Linked DNA regions of Homo sapiens: regions 2 and 3 are each linked to region 1. A link is an interaction called in ENCODE POLR2A ChIA-PET data of the cell type or tissue named here. Cell type or tissue: CD4-positive, alpha-beta T cell. All regions are shown on one strand. Links, peaks and the distances in the headings refer to the core of each region. The heading gives the core; the rest is flanking DNA. Region 1 overlaps TMEM45B (transmembrane protein 45B). Region 2 overlaps LOC124902793 (a long non-coding RNA gene). Region 3 overlaps LOC124902793 (a long non-coding RNA gene).

The links. Peaks named below come from ENCODE experiments on the same cell type or tissue, not always from the same donor. Only the 100,000 strongest peaks of a DNase experiment are listed, where the experiment ranks them.
Region 2: POLR2A ChIA-PET joins it to region 1 with 10 read pairs; 5 of 35 experiments call an interaction of 5 or more read pairs at or near these places.
Region 3: POLR2A ChIA-PET joins it to region 1 with 36 read pairs; 14 of 35 experiments call an interaction of 5 or more read pairs at or near these places.

The regions. Positions count from the first base shown.
Region 1 is chr11:129,850,682-129,856,027 of GRCh38, forward strand. It overlaps TMEM45B (transmembrane protein 45B), which reads left to right. Exons shown (of 6, transcript NM_138788.5): 2 at 1,794-1,979; 3 at 3,929-4,135; 4 at 5,027-5,211. The coding sequence starts at 1,802. Among named protein-coding and RNA genes, the nearest start is that of TMEM45B, 38 kb to the left of the region's middle. In CD4-positive, alpha-beta T cell, for the core only: no CTCF peak of the experiment used is centred there; a DNase peak (open chromatin) is centred at 3,380; H3K4me3 peaks cover 469 bases; H3K27ac peaks cover 1,157 bases.
Region 2 is chr11:129,779,495-129,790,798 of GRCh38, forward strand. All of the region lies in intron 1 of LOC124902793 (a long non-coding RNA gene), which reads right to left. Among named protein-coding and RNA genes, the nearest start is that of TMEM45B, 31 kb to the right of the region's middle. In CD4-positive, alpha-beta T cell, for the core only: a CTCF peak has its summit at 6,078 (motif pointing right); a DNase peak (open chromatin) is centred at 6,097.
Region 3 is chr11:129,799,470-129,810,773 of GRCh38, forward strand. The region is part of intron 1 of LOC124902793 (a long non-coding RNA gene); the gene reads right to left. Among named protein-coding and RNA genes, the nearest start is that of TMEM45B, 11 kb to the right of the region's middle. RefSeq lists an enhancer at 4,029-4,529. In CD4-positive, alpha-beta T cell, for the core only: no CTCF peak of the experiment used is centred there; a DNase peak (open chromatin) is centred at 4,752.

The sequences.
Region 1 (5,346 bases), core at 347-5,346:
ACCTCATCAGAATTGCCTTCACCATCGGTATCTCTATCAACATTCTGTTCATGACCACTTAGGCAATCTCTAAGAACGAGGCTTTCCCCACAGCTCATATCCCACATCTACAGCTCTCCTCTTCTTCTGAGCCCTCACCAGAATCATCCTTAGTGCTCCGTTCATGGCAATCCAGGCTTTTTTCAGCACTCACTTCAAAGCTGTTCCAGCTTGTATTCATTATCCAGTTCCAAAGCCACCCCCACATTTTTACATATTTGTTATAACCCCTGGTTATAAATGTTATAAACTCCTCTGGTACCAATTTCTGTCTTAGTCCCTGTTGTGCTGATATCACACAATACGCAGACTGGGTAATTTATAAAGAACAACAATTTATTTCTCACTGTTCTGAAAGCTGGGAAGTCCAAGATCAAGGCAGCAGCATCTGGTGTCTGCTGAGGGCTGCATCCTCACATGCAGGAGGACAAACAGGGGACCAGCTCCCTCCAGCCAACCCCTGTATGAGGGAGGGCATCTGCTCCTAGTTCAGGAGGGAGGGGCCCTCATGGCCTAGTCCCTTCTTAAAAGTCCTCTTCTCGGCCGGGTGTGGTGGCTCACACCTGTAATCCCAGCACTTTGGGAGGCCGAGGTGGGCAGATCACCTAAGGTCAGGAGTTCGAGAAAAGCCTGGCCAACATGGTGAAACCCCGTCTCTACTAAAAATATAAAAATTAGCCAGGCGTGGTGGCGGGTGCCTGTAATTCCAGCTACTCGGGAGGCTGAGGCAGGAGAATCGCTTGAACCTGGGAGGCAGAGGTTGTAGTGAGCCAAGATCGTGCCACTGCACTCCAGCCTGGGTGACAGAGTGAAACTCTGCCTCAAAAAAAAAAAAAAAGTCCCCTTCTCTTAATGCTATCACCTTGGCAACACCTGGATTTTGGAGGGGACACATTCAAACCACAGCAATCACCAACAACTGGTATTTTTCTCCCACCCTACATATTCTTTAGGTAACCACCCAGGCCAGTGGGGAAAATAATCAATCTACTTCTGAATAAATCCTAGCTATAGTTTCATGCTACTGCAAATGGGATAACAGCAAATCATGCCTGAAAATTTTTGGAATAAGGTGATGTTTACATCGTTATGCTGATTTTTACAAACTGTGAATCATATTGACCAGGTTCATTTGTACTAGACCACCACACCAAAACTTTATAAAATTATTTTCCAGTTGGGTGAAAAATGATGTTGTGCTTTCGTTTGCCCATCTCTAATTTCCGGGAGATTTATAATTTGTTTGTATTATTTTGTGAATCATCCGTTCATGTCTTCTGCCTATTCTTCTACGGTCTTTTTCTTATCAATTTGTAAAGACTCTAATGTAATAGCCAACTGCTACAAGCATGTTTCTGATTTGTTGTTTACCTTTTGATGTTCTTGATATTAAAAGATGCTTATATAGCTGAACGTTTTTCTTTTCTAGTTCCCCCCTTTATGTTTATGGCTTGGAAGTTTTCTCTATCTGAGATCAATAAATATTACCTATCCTCCTCTTTCCCCACCCTCATCCTTTTATTTTACCCACATGTTTAAAGCATTACAGACAGTGGAGTCCAGTTGGTTATGCAACTCACTTTACAGATGAGACTTCAGTGACGTAACATAAGGCTTGTTTTATGAGAATGTGTTGATCCTTCTTAACGTGGCTTATGATTTGCAATCTCAGGCACGTATTGTGTTTCCTGCCAAAATATACATTTGTTTGCTTGCTTCATTAGCCACCTAACAGCCTTCCCCTAATTTTTTAGGTGTCCTGATGGCAAATTTCAAGGGCCACGCGCTTCCAGGGAGTTTCTTCCTGATCATTGGGCTGTGTTGGTCAGTGAAGTACCCGCTGAAGTACTTTAGCCACACGCGGAAGAACAGCCCACTACATTACTATCAGCGTCTCGAGATCGTCGAAGCCGCAATTAGGACTTTGTTTTCCGTCACTGGTAAGAGCAGGGGTCATTTGGTCTAGGGAATCTCCTCATCATACCCAGAACCTTTAATTCATTTTCTGAGCCCTGTGAAATAGATGTTCCCACTGGCAGAGATAATAGGGCAACAATTTCCTGATGGCCACTAGACTATTTTATCGTAACATCCATTGTGTACAGAGCTTTATAATACTAACGGTTGACAGCTCTCACATCATGGGACACTGTGAAAAACTCAAATCAACAAGGACACAGGTATGGAAAGTTGTAGGAGCAAAACACCCACTGTATGAAAAAGATATGACACAAATAAAAAGAGAAAAAAACAAAATAGATTAGGCTCACGTACCTTAGTTGTGACAAAGTAGAAAAATCACCTTTTTTCCTCAATTGTCTCTCCCTCCAGATCCTTACAGTAGTTAACACCCAACCCACTGGCTTATCTTCATCCTCAAGTCTCAAGCGCTTATAGAGAGTTTATGTAGATTCGTAAATTAGCCAGTGGGAGAGAAAAAGCAGCAGAGGGCTGTTGAAGAGGAATTTTCCTTCACTCTGCCCCATTCCAACAAGATCCACCCACTCCCACTGTTTCCTTCGCATCCACTCCGCTCCACTGCGGCCCTCCAGGAACAAGCAGTGATGACAGTAACAAGTGTTCTTCCTCAGGACCAGCCCCACCTGGGGGGAATGAGGGGTCTTAATCTGCAACTGACAATTACCACTTGTCATCAGTGGCCTATGGCTTCTTGGAGAGAGTGAAGCAACATCGCTTCTCTTGGAGGAAGCAAAGCTTCACAGGGCTTTGTTGGTCTCATCCTGCTGAATGTCCCCACTCACCATTCAGGCATCAGAGAGGCCTCCCGTGAGAAGTGACAGGGACCTGTGGCTTAAAGGATCAGGACAGCATCAACCTTGCCTAAATAAAGCTAGGACAATTACAATATTTGGCCCCTTGACTGGGTGAAAATGGTACTCATTCAACAGCTCTCTGGCACTCCTACCACAAGCCAGGAAGTCACTGTTCCAGGCATAGGAGATACACTGGGGAACCACACAGCCGCTGCTGTCACAGGGCTTCCATTCTAGTGTCACTGGGACTTTTCCTGGGTCATTTCCACAACTTCCTGACTCTGTGTGTGGGAATTCAAAAAGGGTCTGGCTTGAGAAACAAGTATCTGGGAAACGGAGTCCAAAATGTCATCATGGAGGATTTCTTCTAGGCTTCCCCAAGAACACTTTGGGTACCAGGCATAAAGACAAATCTTTTGCCTTCCAAATTAGCTGATAAAAGTAGAAGGGATAAGAACTAAGAGCTATCCTGTGTCGCAGTTTCGTCATTTTCTGGCCCACATCCTGGGGCCTCTGCCTTGTTTACCCGGTGTTTTAAAACACACAGCTGGGAGGGGCGCAGGGCTTGCAGAGCTGGCTCTGTGCCCAGGAAGGACACGCACTCAAAATCAGCCCTGCAGACACGCACCTGGGAGCCGCTTCCCTCCCTTGGCACGTACAGGTATCTTCATTACCAGTGTGTCTCTGCTCAGATTCTGCTTTCAGCCTAATTGTTTCTGTCTGGGATTTCTTTCACTGCTCACTTGGCAGGGAAGCCCAGAGATTATTCTATCAGCCACACTCCGACTTAAGTGATGATGTCTTGCTCATCTCTGCTCCTGGACAAACCTCCTGGGGATCTATGTGTGTGTGGTTGTGTTCATTGATTCTTCTACCCTCAACCCCAAACCCCTAAAAGGAACAACAATGGCAAGATGTCTACACAGGTGACTCAGCACACACCCTACTTTATACTGAAGCAGCTGCACCTGAGGCAGCAAAGTAGCTCTGCTGACCCGCGGGCCACCCTCACCTCACCCCATCTCCGCTTCGCTCATGCCTTTGGGTTATTCCTTGCTCCTATTTGTCTTAGAGCTACTCTTCCCTCTAAAACATCCATCCTCATTTCCCTGCAGGGATCCTGGCAGAGCAGTTTGTTCCGGATGGGCCCCACCTGCACCTCTACCATGAGAACCACTGGATAAAGTTAATGAATTGGCAGCACAGCACCATGTACCTATTCTTTGCAGTCTCAGGAATTGTTGACATGCTCACCTATCTGGTCAGCCACGTTCCCTTGGGGGTGGACAGACTGGTTATGGCTGTGGCAGTATTCATGGAAGGTAATTTTGTGGAACGGATGGAGAGGAAGGAGAGCCTGACAAGTCATATTTATGAAGGATCAGAGTACAAAATATCAGAAATGTTGCAAATATAATAACCTCCCCCAGAAAATCCACATCTCTGGACTGCCAAAACCTGAATAGGACCTAGTGCTCTACTCTGGATGGGCCAGGTGACATATTCCCTAAAGTAGCTCATGAAAGCTTTGAGGCTTGAAGGCAGCTACCAAAGCCCCGGCTAACACTGCAGGAGTCCTCCTCGCCTTCCCACTGCCGCCAGCAGCCCCTGCTCACACACGTGCATATTCCTCGGTGTGGACGTATGTGCGCACATACACATGCGGGTACACACAATGCCCCAGCTGGTTGAATGCCACCATGCAGGGGATACACCCCTTTGGTTAAGCGAAACCACACTCTACCTTTTGCCCAGGGAGGTACCGTCTTGCCTCCATCACAAGCCTCAGGAGACCCACTCCACTGCCAGGGGAGCGCTGCCAGTATGACTCACACTGACTGGGGTATGAAAATACATTTTGTCATCTAACAACCTCACTTCTGTACCTCAGCAAGAGTCGAAAAAGGTTGAGGGCAAAACTGAATTTCAAGTATACACACACAGTCTGTTACAAATCAGCAACATGCTTCAGCCGGCCCATCCTATACTGACCCCACCATGGGTTCCATAGAGATTTTAAGATACAATCCCTTGCTGCTTTATACTCCTAACATACTCATGAAATACACTTACTCGCATCTGTTTGCTGCCTGTAATGTTATGTACTAACTGCCTAAATGCTGAAGAACCTAGCTGAGACAGGTGTAGGAGGAAACTTCGGTGATGGTGAAAGCCAAGCGTAGCCCTGACAGCTGCCATCTGGTTTGTGGCAGGTTTCCTCTTCTACTACCACGTCCACAACCGGCCTCCGCTGGACCAGCACATCCACTCACTCCTGCTGTATGCTCTGTTCGGAGGGTGTGTTAGTATCTCCCTAGAGGTGATCTTCCGGGACCACATTGTGCTGGAACTTTTCCGAACCAGTCTCATCATTCTTCAGGGAACCTGGTTCTGGCAGGTGATTTTCCACACCCAGGCCCCTCGCTGGTCTGGATGGAGAAGCCCCCACCGAGCGCATCCCAGAGAAATCCCTGACGAGAATATGGGGTCTGAAAATGCAGCATTAACATGCCATGCAAAGGGGTTTAGATGA
Region 2 (11,304 bases), core at 3,464-8,463, 68 kb before region 1:
AGTGTGGGTTTAAGTAAGCCCCCTTCCCCCCTGGGCAAGTTCCCTTGGAGCCCACCATGTACATGTCTGAAAAGGGGAGAAACTTTTTCCTGGGAGCTCGCTAATCATACAAAGAACAAAAACAGCCTCTGTGCTGGACTGTGCCTGCCTTACCTGTTTATCTGTGGCTTATCTGTACACCTGCAGTCTGAATTTTTTCCAGGCTGCTCTATTTTTGCCTGTAGCTGTGATTTTTCAGGCAGGCAGCGTCACAATTTTTCAGACAGGCAGCTTCTCCAAGGACTAGTCTGTTAGTTGTTTACCCAACTAATTTTTCCATTCCTTCTCCCTCATCCCCACCTTGAGGAGTGGAACCCTTAACTGCTGCTAGGGAGACCGGGTGTTGATTTTTCTAGCTACTTCCCACTGGAGAGGGGCATTGTGTGGGTAACAGCAGCTAGGATTTTCCCAGGGCTGGTTTAAGGGTCCCCAGAAGAAAGATACATTTATGCATGGTTCCATTTGCATTACCATTTGGAGCTTGATAGCCTCTAGGCAAAAAGAAACAATTTGAGTTATTAGAGGACGTGTATTAAAACAAGACAAGGTGGATAAGGACAGCTTTAAAAAATCCCGAGGCTGCTGTCATGCTCTGATAACTGGTGGCTACAGTTATGCCTGTTAAGATTTGGGTGCTTGAACTTGGCTTTGGTTACCTTTCTTGGTCGCACTTTCCCAAAAAGGAAACCTCTGGGTTACGGGTACTCTATTTATTCTTATTACCTGGCAGGTTTGTAGTATAATTGCCCAGAACTGGAATATTGTTCCAGATTTTTACATTGCCCATCCCTTTCTGTCTCCTCTGAGCTGCAGCTTGAGATCGCTGATTGGTTTACAGGAATAAGCAAGGTTTGTTTAAAATATAGGCAAGAACTTAAAAACAACTAATGAGACTAGAAATTAATGACAGCTGTGTGATAAGTTTTGAAACAATTTCTGTCCCTTCAGTCCTTATTTTTATTAAAAACAGATTGTGATAGGACTGAGTTGTTTGCAAAATAAACTTTAGTCTTATACCTGGTTTGATTTTTTGCATAAAGTACAGCAAGAATAATTATTTTTACTTAGGCCTTTCAGATTGGCTCTGAATGTGTGTTAGTATTATTCCTAACATATAACTTGAAGAAGATTAGACTTCGTTTTGGCAATTCCATGTACCTAAACATGTCAAATAATGTTCTTTACCTCTCTTCTGGGTGCTCCAGGGGCCCTCTGTAGCACCAAAAAGCTAGGGGTCAGGAAAGAAAACCTTGAGGCTGAAGTTTGATTTGGGGAAGCCTGTTAAATATGTTAGAGTTTCAAAGCACTTAATATTATGAAACAGAATTTTAGATTATCGTAAGTTATTTGTTTTGCCAAAATGATGGGTCAAAGTTTTGAAAAAGCAAAAAACATTCATCAGCTTTTACTATTACATGAAAATCCTGTTCAAGAGAGAAAGTTCAATTTTACCCTTGCATTAGTCTACTATTGATGTTAACTCCAATTTTCATTTTTATTTTTATTTTTTTTGAGATGGAGTCTTGCTCTGTTGCCCAGGTTGGAGTGCAATGGCACGATCTTGTCTCACTGCAACCGCCACCTCCTGGGTTCAAGCAATTCTCTTGCCTCAGCCTCCCAAGTAGCTGGGACTACAGGCACAAGGCATCACGCCCGGCTAACTTTTGTATTTTTAGTAGAGACGGGATTTCATCATGTTGGCCAGGCTGGTCTCGAACTCCTGACCTCAGATGAGCTACCCGCCTTGGCCTCCCAAAGTGAGCCACCGCGCCTGGCCTAACCCCAATTTTTAATGAAACCTTATAGATGATTCTATCCAACCTTAACCAGTTTGACCAGGAGATGACATTTTCACAAACCTTTTATAACCATTTACATATTTTGCTAAAGAACAGATTAGTGTCTTAAAAAACCTTGTTGTACTTTTACTTCAGTGCTCAATTTACAGAAAAATCGTTTTTACAATTTTTCCCCAATTTGCTTAAACCTAATTTAAGACAGTTCTTTATCCCTAGGCAAAATGTACACTTCCATGCCTTCTTATAATCTTTTACTAAAAACACATTTTACTGTTTTTACACACCTTACATGTAAATATATTCTCAGTAGTTTCAATTACATGTCATAATGGTAATGCTTAGCAATTTTTAACCTGAATGTAAAACCTGGTAAGTTGTTTCAATTATGTGCAAGGTGCAGATTGTTTGACTCCTTCCAACATAGTTAGGGGCATAGTTACTTCCATATGTTCCCGGGCCTTACAAATTGTGAAGCAAGCAAGTTGACAGTTTTTAAAGGCCACAGAAACAGTTCACAACCTTAAAACATTTAGCAAACCTAGCATTTGACCTACATAATCTAGACTACGTCTTTACACCTTGAAGACATTTGTATTTTACCAACAATCCCTAAGTCTGTTCTTTTTTTTAAAGATTAAAGTTATGTAAAATGAGTCATTACAGCTCTTACTTTTCCTTTAAAAATATTTTATCCAAGTGCTTATCCTTTTTTAAGTTAATTAGAGCTCTTTTTATAGACATCATACACATCACACATATGACTATGCAGACAGACAGAAAAAGATCCAGCAGCTCAGGGTGGAGCCCTTTAAGAATAGGGCCAGCAATCAGAGAAATGCAAATCAAAAGCACAATGAGATACCATCTCACACCAGTTAGAATGGTGATCATTAAAAAGTCAGGAAACAACAGGTGCTGGAGAGGATGTAGAGAAATAGGAACACTTTTACACTGTTGGTGGGACTACAAACTAGTTCAACCATTGTGGAAGACAGTGTGGTGATTCCTCAATGATCTAGAACTAGAAATGCCATTTGACCCAGCCATCACATTACCGGGTATATACCCAAAGGATTATAAATCATGCTGCTATAAAGACACATGCACACGTATGTTTACTGTGACATTATTCACAACAGCAAAGACTTGGAACCAACCCAAATGTCCATCAATGATAGACTGAATTTAGAAAATGTGGCACATATACACCATGGAATACTATGCAGCCATAAAAAAGGATGACTTCATGTCCTTTGCAGAGACATGGATGAAGCTGGAAAGCATCATTCTGAGCAAACTATCGCAAAGACAGAAAACCAAACACCACATGTTCTCACTCATAGGTGGGAACTGAACAATGAGAACACTTGGACACAGGAAGGGGAACATCACACACCAGGGCCTGTCGTGGGGAGGCGGGAGGGATAGCATTAGGAGATATACCTAATGTAAATGACGAGTTAATGGGTGCAGCACACCAACATGGCACATGTATACATATGTAACAAACCTGCACGTTGTGCACATGTACCCTAGAACTTAAAGTATAATAAAAAAGAAAATGTAAAAAAAAAACAAAAAAAGAATAGGGCCAGGAAAGCATGTAGTTTCTGCAACCTAACAGACAGGCATGACTGTAAGACAAAAACAGATTTTGAGAGGGATTTATTCACCTTTAATTCCAGGGGTTCCATGATGAAAACAGAGATTTCTCCCAAAATGGGATCTGTGGTGCCTTTTCTGTTCTCCCAAGGAGTTCTATGCCACCAGAACTCATCTTAGGGCCTTTCATGCATGTGCCAGGAGTGTTGAAACACAGTAAAGTAATGCAGTCAACTGAGAAAAAACCTTTTCCAGAAAAAACAAGATATGAGGGGAAAAAATGGCCTTTTAATATACCTATAACTTGGATATCCACTTTTAATTAAGCTGAGCATTCTTTAAGAAAATGCTTTTTATTAATTAAAACTTTACAGAGAATATAAACAGTGATCCTTATTATTCCTTTTACCAGTTTGCACCACTACCCATTCACAATCATGTTCAGGTTCTCCAGTTTCTTCTGGGCGAAAGTGGCTGGGTTCAGGCAAGTAAAGGTTCTTAACTGTAGATCCCTCTAGCAGCAAAGCTTGATATTTGAGGGGCGATTGTCTGTTAGCCAGAGACTCCCTTAGAGGACAGCAGTTCTGCTATACTGTGTGGGGTGCAAACAGTTAAGTTATTCCCCATGGTTAACCTGGTGGCCTCCGGCACCAGCAAAGCCACTGCTGCAACTGCTCAAAGGCAAGCTGGCCATCCTTTAGCCACCAAGTTAAGTTCCTCACTTAAGTAACCCACTGGCTGTTTAGCTGACCTTGAGCCTTAGTTAAAACTCCCAGGGCCATTTCATTCCTTTCTAACACATAGGCACTGAATGCTTTCCCTATGGGAAGATTGAGGGCAGATGCTTGAAGCAAGGCTTGTGGCTGAAATCAAGGCTGGTTAAAGGCTTTTGAGTTTTGGGTTCCCAAGTTAGGGAGCAAGTTTCAGTGCGTTTCTTTCATGAGGTGGTATAAAGAGCGAGCTATTTCACCATACCCAGGTACCCACAGTCTGCAAAACCCTGCAATGCCTAAAAATCCCCTCAACTGTTAAAGGAAATGGGCTTAATCCTTTCCTCACCTGGTGCTCTCGTCTCTTTTGATAAGACTAAGCCTAGATACTTTACTGAAGTCTGACAGAACTGAGTTTTAGATTTTGAGACCCTGTATCCCCTTTTTAGCTAAGAAATTGAGGAGAGCCTCAGTGCCTTCCTGAGACTTCCTCAGTTGGGACACAGAGGAGAGTGTCATTTACATACTGTAAAGTTTCAACTTGAGGGTGAGAAAAAATTAGAAAGATCTTGGACAGGGCCTGTTTCAGCAACTTCCTTTCAATATCAGGAGCTGCCTGAGTAATAAACCTGCTCTTCATTGAAATAAAAAGATTGAGGCCAGGCGCGGTGGCTCATGTCTGAAATCCCAACACTTTGGGAGGCTGAGGCAGATGGATCACTTGAGGTCAGGAGTTCGAGACCATCCTGGCCAGCATGGTGAAACCCCACCTCTGCTAAAAATACAAAAATTAGCCAGGCATGGTGTCAAGTGCCTGTAATCTCAGCTACTTAGAAGGCTGAGGCAGGATAATCACTTGAACTCAGGAGGCAGAAGTTGCAGTGAGCCAAGATCACACCATTGCACTCCAGCCTGGGTGACAGAGGAAGACTCCATCTCAAAAGAAAAAAAAATGGTTGAGGGATTTTCATCTAGTTTTTGATCTATCATGGAAAGCTTGGAATAGTTAATAGGTATGGCTTTAGCCCTTTCAAGCCCTCCAATATACACATTTGAAAGGGTTTCCTTCTCCATTTTCAGATGCTATCATCATAGTCCTATTTAGGATCCTCCAAGGGCACTGCTACTTTCCTCATTGGATTCTCTTTCCCTGGTACATTCTTCCAGGACAGTTTAAATACTTGGGTTAAATCCTGGAAGGCTTCTGTGAGTGAAGTTGAGGCTTGCCCAGAGCAAACTTCAGGGCCTGAGGGTTAAAGGAGATCCAGGTTACACTTGAGGGGAGCGAAGGCTTGAAGATGGGATGTTACCCATCTAGAAAAAAGGGAAGAGGCGACCCAGCGTGGAAGGGAAGGCCAAAAGGGCATCCCCCTTCACCCATTTTCTCCCATCATCTGGGTCCCAGTGACCATCATAGCCACTGCCCCATGGATGCAAGCATGACCTTCATCCATGGATATAGAGGAGCTAGTCAGCAGGATTAGTCATGGTGACCTGCACTAGGCCCCAACCCTTTGCCCTGCTGGTTTCCTAGAACCACTTGGCCCATAAGGCTCCCAGGGTACCCTAGGTGTCCAGGAGAGGTTGTATTTGGGTGAGACCCTTTAAAGGAGGAAGTGTTTCAATACTATCTCTGGCTTCCCTTGCTATGCCCCTAGCAAAACATTGAAATCCCAGAGAGTGGGACCAATTGACTTACAAACATAAAATCCCCTTTTTGTTTAAATGCCAATGGAGGTGGAATGTAGAACAGATGTCTCAAAAGAACATATGAATTGAATAGCTGTCCTCTCAACTGTTAAAGGTGGAGCTTTGCTGTTTACAGATGGGGCATGGAGCCTGGTCCCTAATAGACATAGGAGGCAGATGAATTGGGGAACTAGAGGTTTTGGATGAAGGGCCGATAGGGCCCCCATGGAGAAAAAAAAAAAATCCCATCCCAATAGGTGGCACTGTAGGATATGAAATATTAGGTAAGGCCTCTGACTCCAAATTTTTCCCAGGCAGAAATTAGAAAAAGAGGTTTGAGGCTTAATAGGCTGTCCCCACAGTATGCCTTCCAGCAGAAGAAAATTAACGTGTCTCATAAAGGAACTGTTTAAATATGTTGGGCAGTGCTGAGCTTTTACATGGAGGGAAGAAACAACCCAAATGGAGAGGGAAGATACTCACTTGGTGTATTAATCTGTTCTCAAGCTGCTAATAAAGACATACCTGAGAATTTATAAAGGAAAGAGGCTTAATGGACTCACAGTTCCACATAGCTGGGGAGGCCTCATAATCATGGTGGAAAGGAGAGCAGGTACAGGGGAACTCCCCTTTCTAAAACCATCAGATCTTGTGAGACTTATTCACTATCATAAGAACATCATAGGGAAAAACCCGCCCTCATGGTTCAATTAACTCCCACTGGGTCCCTCCCATAACATGTGGGAAGTATGGGAGCTACAATTCAAAATGAGATTTGGCTGGGGACACAGCCAAATCATATCATTCTGTCCCTGACCCCTCCCAAATACAATGCTCTCACATTTCAAAACCAATCACGCTTTCCCAACGATCCCCCAGAGTCTTTACAAAATCATTGCAGCATTAACTTGAAAGTCCACAGTCCAAAATCTCATCTGAGATAAGGCAAGTCCCTTCCACCTATAAACCTGTAAAATCAAAAGCAAGTTAGTTACTTCCTAAATACAATAGGGGTACAGGCATTGGGTAAATACATCCATTCCAAATGGGAGAAATTTGGAGAAATTGGTCAAAATGAAGGGGCTACAGGCCCCATGCAAGTCCGAAATCCAGCAAGGCAGTCAAATCTTCAAGCTCCAAAATGATCACCTTTGGCTCCATGTTTCACATCCAGGGTGTACTGATGCAAGAGGTGGGCTCCCAGTGCCTTGGGCAGCTCCACCCGTGCGGCTTTGCAGGGTACAGCTTCCCTCCTGGCTGCTTTCACAGGCTGTGATAAACATGTAAGTGCATTTCTGTATTTGTTTTTTGACATCAGTGTATTGTTTAACACACACACACCAAGGATTGATTGAATTTGCATCAGCTCTATGGATCAATTTGGAAAGGATTAACATTATTACTACAGTGAGTCTTTCAAGACATGAACATAATATATGCCTTCTTTACGTAGGTCTTAAGTTCTCTCAATATTTTTTTACAGATTTCAGTGTAGACGTCTTGCACATCTTTTGTTAGATTTAATAATCATTGCCTGTATTAATTGTTTTATTAGGAATTGCCAAATGATTTTCTAATTCTATCATTTACATTCATTAGCTAGAATTATCCTATAAATAAAAACTCTCCCTCGTTCTCTAAGACTATTTAATTTTCCTGATACACCGTTCATACCAAAAAGGTAAGATAAATGCTTATTTCCTTTCAATTAATAATTTTTTAACAAATAATTTGGTGCCTTGGCAATCTCCAAAACTGTCTAGTTTTATCTTTCTCTTTTGAACTATAATGATTTTTATATATTCAATGTTTTTATATATATTCAATGTTTTTATAAATTGTTGGCATATGTTGGGTTTTCAAATTATCCCATCGTTAGACAGAATGTCCCTTCAAGCTAGCTCCTGTTTTTTTTAACAAACTTTTTTTTTTAACCTAGGTTTCCCCAAGTTAGAGCCCAAGGAAAGGACTTCTGTGTAAGCAGTGCCTTTTGGAAAGTGATTCCAGAGAAGGAGTGAATGCCATGGGGAATGCTAGGAAGAGGGGACATGTTTGCCACTGGGAGCCTTTTTCTTTTTTTCTAACTAGTATTTTTTGAGAAGCATTTTAAAACATGTCTCAGAATTATCCACCTAATGGCAAAGAGGTAAAGCATTTATACACTGGCTACTACTCCTCACTGATCAAGAGTAGCCTCCTGGGTATTTATTCCATCCAAATTCCCAGTTGCACATGCATGACCATTAGGTGGGTTCCTACCAAGTTTCTACACCTTTCAAAGAGTCAGATACGCCCCAGGGTGGAAAACAAGTGATCAGTAGCACAACCAGACAGGAAGCATTATCTGTTTATCCCTGTACAAAACCTGTCAAAGCTTGCATGAACAACTGACCACAGCTATGACCAAAATAAGAGGTGAGGCTGGGAAGACATTGAATGTTGCACAAGAGGTGTCCAGTGACTCTGAGCTATTCATGCATCTCATAAGTCTAGTCTATCACAGAACCTCCTTCAACAGTGATCAGCCACAATTTCTGCAAGGATTCCATGTAAGTGGATAAGTTGAACAAATTATAGTTCCCACTGCTCAGCAGGTCCAAAGGCCATGATTGGGATAGTCATCACATGCCACCTTCATCCTTACTTCAGCCTGCAGCATACTTCTGAAAAGAAGTTAATCTCTTCTGAGGGTTTGGTCTTTTTTTTTTTTTTTTTTTTTTTTACCTTTAGTATACATGTGATTGCTATATTGTAAATGCAGGTTCCTGAAAGACTGTTTCTGTAAGCAGAATGACGCCACACAAAGTGAAAAGGTTTTCCTCTTATTCCAGCAGTGTCTTGTCTTCAAAGAGGAGTCCATTACATCTTGCCTTGATTTTTATGGTTGTGTTCTTGGATGGAAAGCTGAAGTGGGTAGTAATTTCCAAATGTTCTTTATAATATCCACCCTGTATATTATAAGCAAAGTTGTTTCGTATTTTGTTGTATCTTTTTCTGTTTAGCACTTTATGGCTTTTTAAGTCTACTGCATTTGAGAATGTAGTTTAGAAATTCTTTCACTGTTAAAGCCATGTGAAAACTAATAGAGGATAATGAAAGTGAGTGTACATTATTTTGTGTTTAACTTCCTGGTTTGTGGTGTGTGTAAACAAAACATTAGAAATATATTGTCTTTTTATAATAATACTCTTTGACCTCATTTAAAGTGATCTGCCATGAGGTCTCAATGATCAAGCTTATGTTTATTCTAGTGTGTTTTATTCTAATACCTAAGGAATTCAGCCAACTTTGTTTCTATCATCGGATAGTCTCAGAAAATAATGTGCTTTATCTATATTACTGCCTCTTTTCAATATTTAAGAGAATAATTGTCTTCTGGTTTCTACTGAGCCTAGTAATAATCACTAAAGACCTAAAAAAAAAGTGAGTAATCTTTTCCTTCCATTAGAGTATTTGAATAGCCCATTCAAGATAATGGTGGTGTGAAAGTAAGTCATCCAAGCTTTTCCGCCACATCTAAATTTTTATTTAATTAATTAAATAATTAACACCCACTTCCAAAGAGTTCAAATGTTGTCTTAAAGCAGTCACTACTAATTTGCGTTAATCCTGTATATTCAGTGGATGCGAAGTCATAACTTGGTATTGTATCAGAAGTCGTGTTAGTCACTGGTCTTGCTCTTTGAACATTATTTTCATTTGTAAAATGAGGGAATTGGTTTGTTATGATGGGAAATAAGTTAATTTTAAGGGTCCTGAGAAAGTTGCTTCATTCATGGCAGTGTTTGGGATCACTTAACTTTTTTTTCAGGTATTTGGTGTCATGTTTTTGGAGTTAATGTTTGGTGCTTACATAATTTTTAATTATTACATAATTTTTATTGGTACATGTTTACAGGTACTCTCACCAAACCAGTGGAATGATAGTCTCTCTTAATATGTTATTGCCTGCAATGGCCAAGTAGATATGCCTGAAAGTCATATGAAAGGTTTTACATGTCTATTAAAATGTGTGTGTACTTTTAAATCTGTAAATGTTATCTGGAATTTTTATTGTGTTAATTTCAGAAGTATATGGGCATTATGACTTTTTCATTGTACAAAAAACATTATTATATTCATAAACATTGGAATACAGAAGTTTCTTGACTGACAATAGGGCTATGTTCCAATAGACCCACTGTAAACTGAAAATACCATAAGTTAAAAATGCATTTAATACACCAAACCTACTGAACATCCTAGCTTAGCCTAACCTATCTTAAATGTGCTCAGAACACTTAATGTTGGCCTATAGCTGGGCAAAATCATCTAATACAAAACCTTTTTTATAATAAAATGTTTAATATCTCAGAAAAAAAAGAGAAGTCAATCTCTTCCCCTGCCTTGTTCCTGTCCAGTCATGTTCCTAGGAAAACTAAGAGGCTGGACATAGTTGTTCACACCTGTTAATCCCACCACTTTGGGAGGCTGTGGCGGGTGGATCACTTGAGGCCAGGAGTTCCACATCAGCCTGGCCAACATGGTAAAACCCCTTCTCTAAAAATACAAAAATTAGCCAGACGTAGTGGTGCACACCTGTAATCCCAGCTACTTGGGAGGCTGAGGCATAAGAATTGCATGAACCCAGGAGGTGGAGGTTGCAGTGAGCCGAGATCATGGCTACTGCACTCCAGCCTGGGTGACAAAGTGAGACTCTGTCTTTAAAAAATAATTAAAAAATAAGTAACCAAGGTAGCTTTCCTTACCTTCCTGTTATGCTCATACATGTAACACACACGTAAACATTTTTTTAAACAACAATGTATATGTGTGTAATATAATCTCATTAATGTGAATCAAATGAACAAAAAGAAAAAAAACTACCAACTCGATCTAACATATCCAGAACACTCTATCCAACAACAACAGAACACATATGCTTCTCAAGTGCACATGGAACATTCTTCAGGAAGACCATATGTTAAGCCACAAATGAAATCTCAGTAGATGTTAAGAGATAAAAATCATACAAAGTATCTTCTCTAACCACAGAAACATGAAGTTAGAAACCACTAACAGAAGGAAAACTTGAAAAATTACAAATTTGTGGATATTAAGCAACACATTCTTAAGAAAACAACAGGTCAAAGAAGAAATCACACAGGAAATCAGAAAATACTTAGAGATGAATAAAATGAGAACACAACATACCAAAACTTGTGGAATATAACAAAAGCAGTGCTGGGGGAGAAAAGTATAGCTGAAAATGCTTGTATTTTAAAAAGAGTGATGATCTCAAATCAACAACTTTACAACTCAAGGAACTAGAAAAATGAGAACAAACAAAACCAAAATCTAGCCAAGGGAAGGGAATAATAATGATTAGAGCAGAAATACATAAAATAAAGAGCAGAAAAACAATAGAGAAAATTAACAAAACTCAAAATTGGTTCTTTGAAAAAAATTAATGAAACTGACAAACC
Region 3 (11,304 bases), core at 2,870-7,869, 49 kb before region 1:
TCTAAAGTCAAGAATGTTAAGGAAAGGATCTTACGAGCTGTGAGGCAAAAGTATTAGGTAGCCTGTGTAGGAAAACTTTTCAGACTTCTCAGCAGAAACCTGATAAGCCAGAAGGTACTGGGGACCCATCTTTAGCCTCCTGAAACAAAATAATTTTCAGCCAAGAATTTTGTATTCAGTAAAACTAAGCTTCATAAATGAAGGAAAGATAAAGTCTTTTTTCAGACAAACAAATGCTGACAGAATTTGTCACCACTAAACCAGCACTACAAGAAATGCTTAAATGAGCTCTAAATCTTAAAACAAAAGCTCAAAATACACCAAAATATTAATAGAACCTCCTTAAATCATAAATCTCACAGGGCCTATAAAACAATAATACAGTGGGGAAAAAAACAAGGTATTAAGGCAACAACTAATACGATGAATAGAACATCAGTACCTCACATCTCAATACTAACATTGAATGTAAATGGCCCAAATGCTCCACTTAGAAGATACAGAATGGCAGAATGGATAAAAATACACCAACCAACTATCTGCTGCCTTCAAGAGACTCACCTAACACATAAAAACTCACATAAACTTAAGGTAAAGGGATGGAAAAAGACGTTTTACATCAATGGAATCCAAAAGGGAGCAGGAGTAGCTATTCTTGTATCAGACAAAACAGACTTTAAAGTAACAACAGTTTAAAAAGACAAAGAAGGACATTATATAATGATAAAAGGCCTTGTCCAACAGGAAAATACCACAATCCTAACTATATATGCATCTAACACTGGAGCTCCCAAATTTATAAAACAATTACTACTAGACCTAAAAAACAAGACAGACAGCAACACAATAATAGTGGGGGACTTCAGTACTCCACTGACAACACTAGACAGGTCGTCAAGACCAAAAGTCAACAAAGAAACAATGGACTTAAGTCCATTTGCACCAAGGTATAGTTTAACAGATATTTACAGAACATTCTATCCAACAACTGCAGAATATACATTCTTTTCTTCAGCACATGGAACATTCTCCAAGATAGACCATATAATAGGTCACAAAACAAGTCTCAGTAAGTTTTTAAAAATCAAAATTATATCAAGTATCCTCTCAGACCACAGTGGAATAAAACTGAAAACTCCAAAAAGAACCCTCAAAAGTATAAAAAATACATGTAAATTAAATAATCTGCTCTTGAATTATCTTTGGGTCAACAGTAAAATCAAGATGGAAATTTAAAAATTATTTGAGCTGAATAATAGTGACACAACTTTTCAAAACCTCTGGGATACAGCAAAAGTGTTGCTAAGAGAAAAGTTCAGAGCATTAAACACCTACATCAAAAAGGATGAAAGAATGCAAATAGACAATCTAAGGTCACACTTCAAAGAACTAGAGAAACAAGAACAAACAAAAAAAAACTCAGCAGAAGAAAAGAAATAACAAAGATGGGAGAACTAAATGAAATTTAAACTAAAAAAAATAAATGGAACAAAAAGCTGGTTCTTTGAAAAGAGAAACAAAACTGCTAGAACATGAGCAAGATTAACCAAGAAAATAAGAGAGAAAAAATCCAAACAAGCTCAATTAGAAATAAAATGAGAGATATTACAACTGATACCACAGAAATATGAAAGACCATTTAAGGCTACTATGAACACCTTTACACACACAAACTAGAAAATCTAGTGGAGATGGATAAACTCCTGGAAATATACCACCCTCCTAGGTTAAATCAGGAAGAAATAGAACTCTGAACAGGCCAATTACAAGTAGCAAGATTGAAACACTAATTTTAAAATTGCCATACAGGCATGGTGGCTCACAACTGTAATCTCAGCACTTTGGGAGGCCGAGGCAGGTGGATCACCTGAGGTCAGGAGTTCGAGACCAGCCTGACCAAAATGGTGAAACCCCATCTCTACTAAAAATACAAAAAATTAGCCTGGTATGGTGGCAAGCACCTGTAATCCCAGTTACTCAGTAGGCTGCGGCAGGAGAATCCCTTGAACTCAGGAGGCAGACATTGCAGTGAGCCAAGGTCACACCATCGCACTCCAGCCTAGGCAACAAGAGCGAAACTCCGTCTCAAAAAAAAAAAAAAAATTGCCAACAAAGTCAGGTGTGGTGGCTCACAGTAATCCCAACACTCTGGGAGGCCGAGGTGGGTGGATCACTAGGTCAAGAGTTCAAGACCAGCCTGGCCAACATGGTGAAACACAGTCTCTACTAAAAATACAAAAAAAATAGCTGGGTGTGGTGGCACGCACCTATAATCCCAAGTATTTGGGAGGCCGAGGCAGGAGAATTGCTTGAACCCAGGAGGCAGATGTCACAGTGAGCCAAGATCATGCCACACTGTGTCCAGAATTGGTTCTTTCCGCTGGGTTCTTGGTCTCACTGACGTCAAGAATGAAGGCGCGGACCCTCATGGTGAGTGCTACAGTTCTTAAAGATGGTGTGTCCGGAGTTTGTTCCTTCAGATCTTCAGATGTGTCTGGAGTTTCTTCCTTCCAGTGGGTTTGCGGTCTTGCCAACTTCAGGAGTGAAGCTGCAGACCTTCGCGATGAGTGTTACAGCTCTTAAAGGTGGTGCGACTGGAGTTTTTTGTTCCTCCTGGTGGGTTCATGGTCTCACTGACTTCAGGAGTGAAGCTGCAGACCTTCGTAGTGAGTGTTACAGCTCATAAAGGTGGTGCATCCGGAGTTACTTGTTCCTCCCGGTGGGTTCATGGTCTTGCTGACTTCAGGAGTGAAGCACAGACCTTCGCAGTGAGTGTTACAGCTCATAAAGGTAGTGTGGCCCCAAAGAGTGAGCAGCAGCAAGATTTATTGTGAAGAGCGAAAGAACAAAGCTTCCACAGCATAGAAGGGGACCTGAGCGGGTTGCCGCTGCTGGCTTGGGTGGCCAGCTTTTATTCCCTTATTTGGCCCCACTCACTTCCTGCTGATTGGTCCATTTTACAGAGTGCTGATTGGTCCATTTTACAGAGTGCTGATCAGTCTGTTTTTACAGAGTGCTGATTGGTGCGTTTACAAACATTTAGCTAGACACAGAGCGCTGATTGGTGCATTTACAAACCTTTAGCTAGACAGAAAAGTTCTCCAAGGCCCCACCCGACCCAGGAGCCCAGACAGCTTCACCTCTCAACAGCACTCCAGCCTGGGTGACAGAGCAAGACTCCATCTCGGAAAAAAAAAAAAAAATTGCCAATGAAAAAAGTCCAGGATCAGATGGATTCACAGTTGAATTCTATCAGACATTCAAAGCAGAATTGGTATCAATCTTACTGAAAATATTCCAAAAGATAGAGAAAGAGGGAATACTCCCTAAATCATTCTATGAAGTCAGTATCACCCTAATTCCAAAACCAGTTAAGGATATAACAAACAAACAAAAAAGAAAGAAAAGAAAACTATAGACCAATATCTCTGATGAACATAGATGCAAAAATCCTCAACAAAATAGTAGCTAACCGAATCCAACAGCATTATCAAAAAGATAATACAGGGGGATTTTGGGATCATGGCAGATGGGGGGCAGGACTAGATTGCAGCTCCAAACAAGGCAGCATGCAGAGGCTTGCATTGTGAATTTTAGCCCAGATTGACTGCAAGAAAAAAACAGCAATCCTTAGAAGACCCAAAGACCCTCTGAAGGAAGCAGACTGCTCCTGTGGGAGCCAGGAGACACCCTAAATACTGTGAGTGCCCCAACTGCATAAGTGAGAAGGGAGATTCTCCTTTCCCAAACACACACCCCCACTAGAGAAGATGAAGGTCTGTTTGCAAGAGAAGTTTCCAACTTTACCTGGAGCTGAGTCAAGTTAGAGAGCTGAGCGAAATACAGGGGTACAGGAAGCACCAGAAAGGCGCTGGGAGCTCACTAGGTCCCCAAGCAGCCCATTCCTGCCTGACACCACAGGAATCCATCGGGAGGGTGGCCAGAGGAGCAGGCGGTTAAACTCCACAAGGAGAAGGAAATCTCTAGCTGAACTTTGTAACAATTTGAAAGGGGTGAGAAGCCTCCTAGCCAGAACTTGTGGGAGGGCATGAATCTGGTGCACAGACTTCACAGGCAAGGGGAAGAACTAAAGCCATTTTCTTTCACAGCTGGGAGGCACAAAGCCTCCAGTAAGTTTTCAAGTCCATCCCGCCCTCTGCCTGGAAACAGACTCAGGGCTGTTGTGGGAGGCACAGTAGGAATGAGAGTGGCCCTTCGGTTTATATGGGAGCTGGGTGAGACCTGTGACTGCTGGCTTTCCCCCACTTCCCTGACAACCTGCATGACTCAGCAGAGGCAGCCATAATCCTCCTAGGTACACAGCTCCAATGACCTGGGAATCTCACTCCCATCCCCCACAGCAGCCACAGCAAGACCCGCCCAAGGAGAGTCTCAGCTCATCACACCAAGCCTCGCCTCCACCTGATAGTCCTTCCCAATCCACCCTAGTAGCAGAAGACAAAGAGAATTTAATCTTGGGACTTCTAGGGTCCCACCCACCACCAGTCCCTCTCCACACTACTACAGCTGATGCTTTCTGGAAAATGCCACCTCCTGGCAGGAGGCCAACCAGCACAAAAATAGAGCATTAAACCATCAAAACTAAGGACCCTAACGGAGTCCATTGCATCCTCCACCACCTCCACTGCAACAGGCGCTGGTATCTGCAGCTGAGAGACCTATAGACAGTTCACATCACAGGACTGTGTGCAGACAACACCCAGTACCAGCTTGGAACTGGGCAGACTCGCTGGGTGGCTAGACTCAGAAGAGAAACAACAATTACTGCAGTTTGGCTCACAGGAAGTCACATCCACAGGAAAAGGGGGTGAGCACTACATCAAGAGAACACCCCATGGGACAAAAAAATCTGAACAACAGCCTTCAGCCCTAGACCTTCCCTCTGACAGAGCCTACCCAAATGAGAAGGAACCAGAAAACCAACCCTGGTAATATGACAAAACAAGGTGCTTTGACACCCCCCAAATATCACAGTAGTTCACCAGTAATGGATCCAAACCAAGAAGAAATCCCTGATTTACCTGAAAAAGAACTCAGGAAGTTAGTTATTAAGCTAATCAGAGAGGGACCAGAGAAAGGCAAATCCCAGTACAAGGATATCCAAAATATGATACAAGAAGTGAAGGGAGAAATATTCAAGGAAATAAAGAAAAAAACAGTCAAAAATTCAGGAAATTTTGGACACACTTTTAGAAATGTGAAATGCTCTGGAAAGTTTCAGCAATAGAATTGAACAAGTAGAAGAAAGAAATTCAGAACTCAAAGACAAGGTCTTTGAATTAACCCAATCCATCAAAGTCAAAGAAGAAAGAGTAAGAAAATATGAACAAAGCCTCCAAGAAGTATGAGATTATGTTAAACAACCAAACCTAAGAATAACCAGTGCTCCTGAGGAAGAAGACAATTCTAAAAGCTTGGAAAGCTTATTTACGGGAATAATCAAGGAAAACTTCCCCAGCCTTGCTAAAGACCTAGACGTGCAAATACAAGAAGCACAAAAAACACCAGGGAAATTCATCGCAAAAACATCTTTATCTAGGCATATTTTCATCAGGTTATCCAAAGTTAAGACAAAGGAAAGAATCTTAAGAGCTGTGAGACAGATGCACCAGGTTACCTATTAAGGAAAACCTATCAGATTAACAGCAGATTTCTCAGAAGAAACCCTACAAGCTAGAAGGGATTGGGACCCTATCTTCGGCCTCCTCAAACAAAACGATTGCCAAGAATTTTGTAGCCAGCAAAACTAATCATCATATATGAAGAAAAGATATAGTCATTTTCAGACAAATGTTGAGAGAATTCGCCATTACCAAACCACCACTATATGAACTGCTAAAAGAAGCTCTAAACCTCAAAACAAATCCTGGAAACACATCAAAACAGAACCTCTTTAAAGCATAAATCACGCAGGACCTAAAAAAACAAAAATACAAGCTAAAAAGCAAAAACAAAGTACTGAAGCAACAAAGAGCATGATGAATGCAATGGTACCTCACATTTCAATACTAACATTGAATGTAAATGGCCTATGTACTCCACTTAAAAAATACAGAACCACGGAATGGATAGGAACTCACCAACCTTCTGCTGCCTTCAGGAGACTCACCTAAAGGTTAAACATAAGGACTCATATAAACAAAGTAAAGGGGTGGGAAAAGGCATTTTGTGCAAAGTAAATGGACACCAAAAACAAGCAAAACAAACTTTAAAGCAACAGCAGTTAAGAAGGACATTATGTAATGGTAAAAGGTCTTGTCCAACAGAAAAATATCACAATCTTAAACATATATGCACCTAACACTGGAGCTCCCAAATTTATAAAACAATTACTACTAGACCTAAGAAATGAGATAGCAACACAGTAATAGTGGAGGTCTCCAATACTCCACTGACAGTACTAAACAGGTCATCAAGACAGAAAAATCAACAAAGAAACAATGGATTTAAACTATACCTTGGAACAAATGGACTTAACAGATATACACAGAACATTTCATCCAACAACCGCAGAATACACATTCTGTTCAACACATGGAACTTTCTCCAAACCAAACCATGTGACAGGCCATAAAACAAGCCTCAATAAATTTAAGAAATTGAAATTATATCAAGCACTCTCTCAGACCACAGTGGAATAAAACTGGAAATCAACTCCAAAAGGAACATTCAAAACCAAGCAAATACATGGAAATTACATAACCTGCTCCTGAATGAGAACTGGGTCAAAAACAAAATCAAGATGGAAACTAAAAAATTCTTTGAACTGAATGACAATAATGACACAACCTATCAAAACCTCTAGGATACAGCTAAGGTGGTGCTAAGAGGAAAGTTCATAGCCCTAAACGCCTATATCAAAAAGTCTGAAAGAGCACAAACAGACAATCTAAGGTCACACCTCAAGGAACTAGTGAAACAAGAACAAACCAAACTGAAACCCAGCAGAAAAAAGAAATAACCAAGATCACAGCAGCACTAAATGAAATTTCAACAAAAAAATACAAAAGATAAATGAAACAAGAAGCTGGTTTGTTGAAAAGATAAATAAAATTGATAGACTATTAGCAAGATTAACCAAGAAAAGAAGAAAGAAAATCCAAATAACCTCACTAAGAAACAAAACAGGATATACTACAACTGAAATACAACAACCACTGAAATACAAAAGATCATTCAAGGCTACTATCAACACCTCTACACACATGTACTAGAAAACCTAGAAGAAATGGATAAATTCCTGGAAAAATACAACTCTCCTAGCTTAAATCAGGAAGAATTAGATACCCTGAACAGAACAAAACACGCAGTGAGATTAAAATGGTAATTTTAAAATTATCAAGAAAAAAAGTCCAGGACCAGGCGGATTCACAGCAGAATTCTACCAGATATTCAAATAATTGGTAGCAATCCTTCTGACACACTTCCACAAGACAGAGAAAAAAGGAACCCTCCCTAATTCATTCTGTGAAGCCAGCCTTACCCTAATGCCAAAACCAGGAAATGACACAACCAAAAAAGAAAAGTACAGATCAATATCCCTGATGAACATAGATGCTAAAATCCTTAACAAAATACTAGCTAACTGAATCCAACAACATATCAAAAAGATAATCCATAATAATCAAGTGGGTTTCATACCAAGGATGCAGGGACCATTTAACATATACACATCAATAAATGTGATACACCACATAAACAGAATTAAAAACAAAAATCACACAATCATCTCAATAGATGCAGAAAAAAATGATTCAACAAAATCTAGCACCCCTTTGTGTCTAAAACTCTCAGCAACATCAGCATACAAGGAACATACCTCAAAGTAATAAAAGCCATCTATGACAAACCCACAGCCAATATAATACTGAAAAGGGAAAAGTTGAAAGCATTCGCTCTGAGAACAGGAATAAGACAAGGATGCCCACTCTCACCACTCCTCTTCAACATAGTACTGGAAGTCTAGCCAGAGCAATCAGACGAGAGAATGAAATAAAGGGTAGCCAAATCAGTAAAGAGGAAGTCAAACTGTCACTGTTTGCCTTGAAAACCCTAAAGACTCCTCCAGAAAGCTCCTAGAACTGACAAAAGAATTCAGCCAAAAGAATCTTGTTTTTGGATACAAGATTAATGTACATAAATCAGTAGCTCTTCTATACACCAACAGTGACCAAGCAGAGAATCAAATCAAGAACTCAACCCCTTTTCCAACTGCAAAAAAAAAAAACCTTAGGAATATACCTAACAAAGGATTCAAAAAACCTCTACAAGGAAAACTACAAAACACTGCTGAAAAAAATCATAGATGACACCAACAAATGGAAACACATCCCATGCTCATGAATGGGTAGGATCAATATTGTGAAAATGACCACACTACCAAAAGTAATTACAAATTCAGTGTAATCCCCATCAAAATACCACCATCATTCTTCACAGAACTAGAAAAAAATTCTAAAATTCATATGGAACCAAGAGAGCCCACATAACCAAAGCAAGACTAAGCAAAAAGAACAAATCTGGAGGCATCACACTACCTGATTTCAAACTATACTATAAGGCCATAGTCCCCAAAACAGCATGGTACTGGCATAAAAATAGGCACTAGACCAAATGAACAGAATAGAAAACCCAGGAATAAACCAAAATACTTAGGGCCAACTGATCTTTGACAAAGCAAGCAAAAACACAAAAGTAGGAAAAGGATACTCTATTCAACAAATGATGCTGGGATAATTGGCAAGCCACATATAGGAGAATTAAACTGGATCCTCATCTCTCACCTTAAACAAAAATCACTCAAGATGGATCATGGACTTTAAGACTTGAAACTATAAAAATTATAGAAGATAACATTGGAAAAACCCTTATAGACATTGGCTTAGGCAAGGATTTCATGACCAAGAACCGGAAAGCAAATGCAATAAAAACAAAGATAAATAGCTGGGAGCTAATTAAACTAAAGAGCTTGTGCACAGCAAAAGGAACAGTCAGCAGAGTAAAAAAACCCACAGAGTGGTACAAAATCTTCACAACCTATACATCTGACAAAGGGCTAACATCCAGAATCTACAACAAACTCAAATCAGTAAGAAAAAAACAGCCGGGTGTGGTGGCTCACACCTGTAATCCCAACACTTTGGGAGGCTGAGGTGGGCAGATCACCTGAGGTCAGGAGTTCCAGACTAGCCTGACCAACATGGTGAAACCCTGTATCTACTAAAAACACAAAATTAGCCAGGCGTGGTGGCAGGTGCCTGTAATCCCAGCTACTTGGGAGGCTGAGGCAGGAGAATCGCTTAAACCTGGGAGGCAGAGGTTGCAGTGAGCTGAGATCTCACCATTGCACTCCAGCCTGGGCAACAAGAGCGAGAGACTGTCTCAAAAAACAAACAAACAAACAATCCCATCAAAAAGTGGACTAAGGACATGAACAGACAATTCTCAAAAGAAGATATACAAATGTCCAACAAACACATTAAAAAATGCTCACCACCACTAATGATTAGGGAAACGCAAATCAAAACCACAATGAGATACCACCTCACTCCTGCAAGAATGGCCATAATCAAAAAAACAGTAGACGTTGGTGTGGATGCAGTGAACCAGTAACACTTCCACACTGCTGGTGGGAATGTATACTAGTACAACCACTATGGAAAACAGTGTGGAAATTCCTTAAAGAACTAAAAGAATTATCATTTGATCTCGCAATCCCAGTACTAGGTATCTACCCAGAGGAAAAGAAGTCATTATTTGAAAAAGATACTTGCACATGCATGTTTATAGCAGCACAATTTACAATTGCAAAATTGTGGAACCAACTCAAATGCTATCAACGAGTGGATTAAAAAAACTGTGGTGTGTGTATATATATATATATATATATATACACACACACACACACACATATACACGTATACATATATATACATATATACGTGTATATATACATATGTGTGTGTGTGTATATATATATATGTGTGTGAGTATATGTGTGTGTGTGTGTGTGTGTGTGTGATGGAATACTACACAGCCACGAAAACGAATGAATTAACAGCATTTGCAGTGACCTGGATGAGACTGGAGATTATAATTCTAAGTGAAGTAACTCAGGAATGGAAAACCAAACATCTTATGTTCTCACTGATATGTGGGAGTTAGCTATGAGGATGCGAAGGCACAGAATGATACCATGGACTTTGGGGGTTTGGGGAGAAAAATAGGAGGCAGTCAAGGGATAAAAGACTACAAATATGGTGCCTTGTATACTGCTCAGGTGATGAGTGCACCAAAATCTCACAAATCACCACTAAATAACTTACTCATGTAACCAAATACCACCAGCACCCCAATAACTTATAAAAAAAATTTTTTTAAAGATAATACAGCAATAGTCAAGTGGGTTTCATACCAGGAATGCAGGGATATACAAGTCAATAAATGTAATATATCCAGTAAACAGAATTAAAAACAAAACTCATATTATCCCAATCAACGCAGAAAAAGCATTTGACAAAATTCAGCATTGCTATATGATTAAAACCCTCAGAAAAATTGGCATGGAAGGGACATACCTCAAGGTAATAAAAGCTATCTGTGACCAACCGACAGCCAACATTATACTGAACAGGGAAAAGTTGAAAGCATTCCCCCTGAGAACTGGAACAAGCCAAGGATGCTCACTTTCACCACTTCTATTCAACATAGTACTGGAAGTCCTAGCCAGAGCAATCAGACATGAGAAAGAAATAAAGGGCATCCAAATCAGTAAAGAGGAAGTCAAACTATTGCAGTTCACTGATGATAAGATTGTATACCTAGAAAACTCTGAAGATTCATCCAAAAGGCTCCTAGATTGGATAAATGAATTCAGTAAAGTTTCAGGATACAAAAATCAATGTTCACAGGTCAGTAACACCACTAAATACCAACAGTGACCAAGATGAGACACAAATCAAGAACTCGATCCCTTTTACAACAGCTGCTATATGTATTATATATATTATATATTATAATGTTTTATTTTATAATATATAATATGTTATTTCAGCATTGCTTTATGATTAAAACCCTCAGAAAAATTGGCATGGAAGGGACATACCTCAAGGTAATAAAAACTATCTATGACACACACACATATATATATATATAAAACCAAGCAGGTGAAAGACCTCTACAAGGAAAACTACAAAACACTGCTGAAAGAAATCACTGATGACACAAACAAATGGAAACACATCCCATGCTCATGGGTAGATTCAATATTGTGAAAGCTGTCAA